2 separate regions of the Homo sapiens genome follow, and region 1 is linked to region 2. Evidence: read pairs that join two places in POLR2A ChIA-PET (ENCODE). Cell type or tissue: OCI-LY7. All regions are shown on one strand. Links, peaks and the distances in the headings refer to the core of each region. The heading gives the core; the rest is flanking DNA.

What was found. ChIA-PET counts read pairs that join two places held together with the same protein. Peaks named below come from ENCODE experiments on the same cell type or tissue, not always from the same donor. Only the 100,000 strongest peaks of a DNase experiment are listed, where the experiment ranks them.
Region 1: POLR2A ChIA-PET joins it to region 2 with 6 read pairs; 2 of 35 experiments call an interaction of 5 or more read pairs at or near these places.

What each region holds. Positions count from the first base shown.
Region 1 is chr2:65,399,502-65,402,414 of GRCh38, forward strand. All of the region lies in intron 1 of SPRED2 (sprouty related EVH1 domain containing 2), which reads right to left. Among named protein-coding and RNA genes, the nearest start is that of SPRED2, 32 kb to the right of the region's middle. In OCI-LY7, for the core only: no CTCF peak of the experiment used is centred there; no DNase peak of the experiment used is centred there.
Region 2 is chr2:64,936,855-64,939,767 of GRCh38, forward strand. No RefSeq gene overlaps it. Among named protein-coding and RNA genes, the nearest start is that of LINC02245, 5.9 kb to the left of the region's middle. RefSeq lists an enhancer at 1,287-1,842. In OCI-LY7, for the core only: no CTCF peak of the experiment used is centred there; a DNase peak (open chromatin) is centred at 1,191; H3K4me3 peaks cover 1,684 bases; H3K27ac peaks cover 2,099 bases.

The DNA.
Region 1 (2,913 bases), core at 249-2,748, 460 kb after region 2:
CCTCCCTAGTAGCTGGAACTACAGGTGCACGCCACCACGCCTGGCTAATTTTTGTATTTTTAGTAGAGACGGGGTTTCACCATGTTGGCGAGGCTGGTCTCGAACTCCTGAGTTTGTGATCTGCCTGCCTCGGCCTCCCAAAGTGCTGGGATTACAGGCGTGAGCCACTGCGCCTGGCCTTAACTGGAAACTATTATTCTAAGTGAAGTAACTCAGGAATGGAAAACCAAACATCATATATTCTCACTCATATGTGGGAGCTAAGCTATGAGGACACAAAGGCATAAGAATCATACATTGGACTTTGGGGACTTGGGGGAAAGGGTGGGGATGGCAAAGGATAAAAGATTACACATTGGGTACACTGTATATTGCTCAGGTGATGGGTGTACCAAAATCTCAGAAAATACCACTAAAGAACTTATTCATGTAACCAAACACCACCTGTTCCCCCAAAACCTATTGAAATATAAAAATTAAAAAACAAAAAAACAAAAACCCCCAACAAAGTACCTGAGCTAGTCTCAGCACTGCAGGGTATACACAGGTATAAACTCTTCTCCAATGAAGTTACTGATACTCAATCCTTCTGACATCAAATTCAGTGATTACCTATTAGTTTTCTGAGGTTTAGCTCTTATATTATTCTGGTCCCTCCACAATCCTCCCCCTCAATCCTTCTTAAATAGTTATATGACACTTTTAACTAAGTCAAGATTTGGTGATAAAACTTATGATTATATAAATATTCAGGGCCAACCCTGGAATAGTCCATGGTTATATTTTCTTTCTTATAACTTTCTGCTTTATTCCTATATTAAATATTGCCTCCCTGTTTACTTTTGCTTAGTTTTCTATGTGTGAATTATTGTTTCATCCACAAATAGGGCCAGAAAAAAACAAGTTGTCAGAGAAACTGAAAAACTATTCTCTCAATAGGATCAAAAGCATTTTTGCTTGATGCCATCCCTTCTGGGACCGTTGGCCCTCATCCCCCATCTTTTTTATCCTCATAGGTTACTGGGGTACAGGTGGCATTTGGTTACATGAGTAAGGTCTTTAGTGGTGGCCCCATGTTCCATCTAGGCCGACTGTGCTCAGGGCCTCAGTGTGTGGGCTGGGGTATGGGGGTTCTTCCCTTCCTTTCTGTTCTGTGTTCGTCCCTATTTCCTAGATTCTTTGGTGTTCTCTCTCTCCTTTTCCTTTCTTGCTCTGATGGAAGGTCCTTTCACGTCCTGTTTCTGGTTCAGTCCTGAATCTGGAATCCAGAATTCAGGATTCTGCAGCAAAAACTCCAGCTATCCCACCTTCAGCTTTGCGCCACCCACCCTGGAAGGCAGTTCAGTTCTAGCGTTCTCTGCTCTACTAAATTCACACGCTGGCCTTCCATCTTACAAGATTTGGTTGGTATTTCTCTGGGAAGTTTCTGGGCTTATACTGTTTTTATTCCTTATCATCATTTTAAAATTTTTATTAGTTTTTTTGAGACAGAGTCTCACTCTGTCGCCTAGGCTGGTATGCAGTGGTGTGATCTTGGTTCACTGCAACCTCTGCCTCCCAGGTTCAAGTGATTCTTCTGCCTCTACCTCCTGAATAGCTGGAACTACAGACGTACCACACCACGCCTGGCAATTTTTTTTTTTTTTTATTTCTTAGTAGAGACGTGGTTTCACCACGTTGGCCAGGCTGGTCTTGAACTCCTGACCTCAAGTGATCCACCCGCCTCAGCCTCCCAAAGTGCTGAGATTACAGGTGTGAGCCACTGCGCCCAGCCCCTTATTTCCATTTTACAGTTTTGGGAGGAAGCAGAGATATATACACTTGTTCAGTTTACCAGAAGCCTGCTGAATGGGAACTTGCAGCTTAGCAAGAAGACCCCCCCAGGTGACTCACATGCATATCAAATGTTTACAAACAGATTTACAGTTAGTTGCCATGTCTCATACCATTTTTTTTTTCCTGGTAGCATCAAGTACAAAGACTTATAAGTAGTGAGAGCTCAAGAAGGTATTGGCCAGGCGCGGTGGCTCACGCCTGTAATCCCAGCACTTTGGGAGGCTGAGGCGGGCAGATCATGAGGCCAGGAGATTGAGACCATCCTGGCTAACACGGTGAAACCCCGTCTCTACTAAAAAAATACAAAAAAATTAGCCGGGCATGGTGGCGGGCGCGCCTGTAGTCCCAGCCACTCGGGAGGCTGAGGCAGGAGAATGGCATGAACCCAGGAGGTGGAGCTTGCAGTGAGCCAAGATCGCACCACTGCACTCCAGCCTGGGCGACAGAGCCAGACTCTGTCTCAAAAAATAAATAAATAAATAAATAAAAAAGGAAGTATTTACTACTAACAGTTGGTCAATATTTTAGTTAACTATATGCTAACATCTACACTACTCAGATTATAAATTGTAAAACGATCAGAATATTAGCGCGCGCGCGCACACACACACACACACACACACACACACACACACACCTGTTAATTTGTCTTAGGTAATTCTAAAGGAACACAGGTTTCATCACCAGGAGGATCAGGTATTTCATACAGGCTTGTCTGTGCAGGGAGGCCAGGAGTTTGAAAGCAGCCTGGGCAACATGGCAAAACCCCATCTCTACTAAAAATACAAAAAATTAGCTGGGCGTGGTGGCATGCACCTGTAATCACAGCTACTCGGGAGCCTGAGGCACGAGAATCACTTGAGCCCGGGAGGCGAAGGTTTCATTGAGCTGAGATCTGGCCACTGCACTCCAGCCTGGGAGACAGAGTGAGACTCTGTCTCAAAAAAAAAAAAAAAAAAAAAAAAAAACCAAAAACAAAATAATGCTATTGGGGATCTGGATCACTGAGTGAAGGGTGGTGCCATCTGTCAAGTCAGGAAAGGCCGGGTAAGCGGGCTGCCCACTGTAGGGGATGAG
Region 2 (2,913 bases), core at 227-2,726:
CTCACCTGTGAAAGGTAAACATCCTTTCTCCAGAAGAGCCTGCTAGCCAGGAAGGGCAGCTTGGAGCCTCTCACAAAAAGTCTGCAAGGAGCAGCCCAGTCCTGACTTCTCTGGGCACCTGGGAGTTGGATTCAGCATTCTGTGCAAACACACACACTTGGCCAGAAAGTCCTGAAGCCAGTTTCTTGTATGGACAACAGAGGAAGGTGCGAGGAGTGCTGGAAGTGAGGGGCCTGAAGGAGGACACAGCCAAATAAGATGAGACTTAGCTACACTGAGGTTGTCCCTGTAAGTCAATGGTGACCACTCTAAGGATAAGCCAGTAAGTCAGTGGCCAGCTTTCCCACTCTGCATATTTCTCTTACATTCCAGGTGACATCACCTGGGGTAGCAGACAACACCAGTTGCCAGTAGTTCTCAAAGAATGGTCCCTGGTCACTGGCATCACTGGGAAACCGGTGAGGGAGGAAACTGAGAGGAGGAGCAAAATCTCAGTTTGAACAAGCCCTCCAGGCAACTCCAGTGCACGCAAAGTTTGAAAACCACTGGCCTGAGGTGGGCAGATCACTTGAGGTCAGGAGTTTGAGACCAGCCTGGCCAAAATGGTGAAACCCCATCTCTACTAAAAATACCAAATAGCTGAGCATGATGGCCGTAATCCCAGCTACTCATGGGCTGAGGCAGGAGAATCGCTTGAACACAGGAGGCGGAGGTTGCAGTGAGCTGAGATCATGCCACTGCACCCCAGCCCAGGTGACAGAGCTAGGCTCCATGGCAAATAAAGAAAAAAAGAAAAACCACTGGCTTACACTCTGGCCGTGGTCACCTCTCTTCCTCATTATCAGAACCCTGGCTTTGCTTGGGAAAGTGGGAATCAGGACCACATGCTCAGGACAGAAGAGAGACAGACAGGGACTCAGGGCCACTGAGAGCACAGAGCTGCTGCACCTGCCCTGACCCACACACCTCTAGTCTAGGCTTGTGCGGTTGGGAAACTTAAACCCCTAATTTGCTGAAGCTGCTATTTTCAGATTCCTGCTATTTACAACTGAATCCATTCTCTACCAGTGAACCTGGGGACAGGAAGTTCTGAAAACACCAGGTTTGTCCTGGTTGGAGAAGTGTGGGATTTTTCTCTTGCAGGAACCAAGCACATGGGCTGTCGTACACGCGAGGGGCCAGGGTTCAGAGCTAGATTTCTGGTTTCAGTTTCTCTGCAGGGCTGGGGCAGGCCAGCTGGGCCAGGCCATGGGTGAAGTGGGCGGGCTCTGACCAGAGTGCCAGGGGTGCCATCCCGGGTGCCCACGCCCTGCCCCCCTGCTTCAGCCTTAGCTGCTTTCTCCCAGGACCTGGCAGTTGACAACTCTCCCATGACAAAAAGTCTGCGCCTGGGTGGCTCCAGGGTCAGTTCAGTGACTCAATAACATGAAGCACGCTGGCTTTTTATTTTTATTTTTGTATTTTTTTGAGACGGAGTTTCGCTCTTGTTGCCCAGGCTGTAGTGCAATGGCGCAATCTTGGCTCATGCAAACTCCACCTCCTGGATTCAAGCAATTCTCCTGCCTCAGCCTCTCGAGTAGCTAGGATTACAGGCATGCACCACTATGCCCAGCTAATTTTGTATTTTTAGTAGAGACAAGGTTTCACCATGTTGGTCAGGCTGGTCTTGGACTCCTGACCTCAGGTGATGTGCTTGCCTTGGCCTCCGAAAGTGCTGGGATTACCGGCGTGAGCCACCACACCCAGCCCCTAGCTTTTTATTTTAATTCATTAATTAATTCAATAAAGATTTGTTGAATACCTATTAGATGCCAGGTGCTGCTCTAGGTGTTGGGGAATGGACCAGGGTGCTGCTCTCTGGAAGTTCACATTTGTGCATGTGTGAGAGTGATTGCGGGTCAGCATGTGAGTGAGAGAGTGTGTGTGCATGTATCAGGGAGCGTGAGTGCATATGAGTGTGAGAGTTTGTGTGTGAGTGCATGTGCGTATGAGGAAGTGTAAGAGTTTGTGTGTGAGAATAAACAAGTCCTTAAAGTGTAAAGTGCTAATATGCACTCTGAAAAACAATAAGGCAGGAAAAGGGAATAGAACGATTAAGAAAGGGGTGCATTAGAAAGAGAGTGGTCAGAGGATGCCTCTCCAAGGTGGTGACATTTACACAGGGAGCTGAAGCAAGTGGGTGAACAGGCCAGGTGTGGGCTGAGATCACTCCAGGCTGAGAGCATCCCAGGTGAAGCAGAACAGCTAGCGCAGAGGCCATGAGGCTGGAGCGTGCTGGAAACATTCAAGGATCAACAAGGAAGCCAGAGGTTGGCTTGGAGGGAGGGAGGGGGAGAGTAAAAGGATGAGATCAAAGAGGCAGTGGGGAGTCAGATCACATGGGGCTTTATGGATGTGGAATTTTATTCGTGGAGAGGGAGGGAGTCATCAGTGGGTTTTGAGGAGAGGAGCAATGAGTTCTGACTTCCAAACAGAGTCATCCTCACTACTGTGCACAGAACAGCCTGAGGGACGCCCACCATCCTCTGCTCCGCCATCCTCAGTGTTTTCACTTTACCTTTAGACTTCTGTCCTCCAGGTCACAGGATGGTTGCCATGGCTCCAAATGTGACACGTACACCTCACTCACGTCCAGGCTGCTGAGATCCGCAGATAAAACCAGATCACACCACAGATTTATGTTACTGTGAATTCACTGACCCCAGCCTCACTCCGCTCTCAACATTGCCTAGAAAACCTCCTCTATTTCCCCGGCAAGATTGTGCCCTTTCTCCACAGCAGCTATTTCCAATTATCATCATTTTCTTCAAACCTACAATACCACTACTCTCCCCTCAGTAGATGGTCAAGCTCTTATTTCGCAGAAAAAACAGAAACCATTAGGTGGAAATCCCCTCAGCTGCCACCAAACCT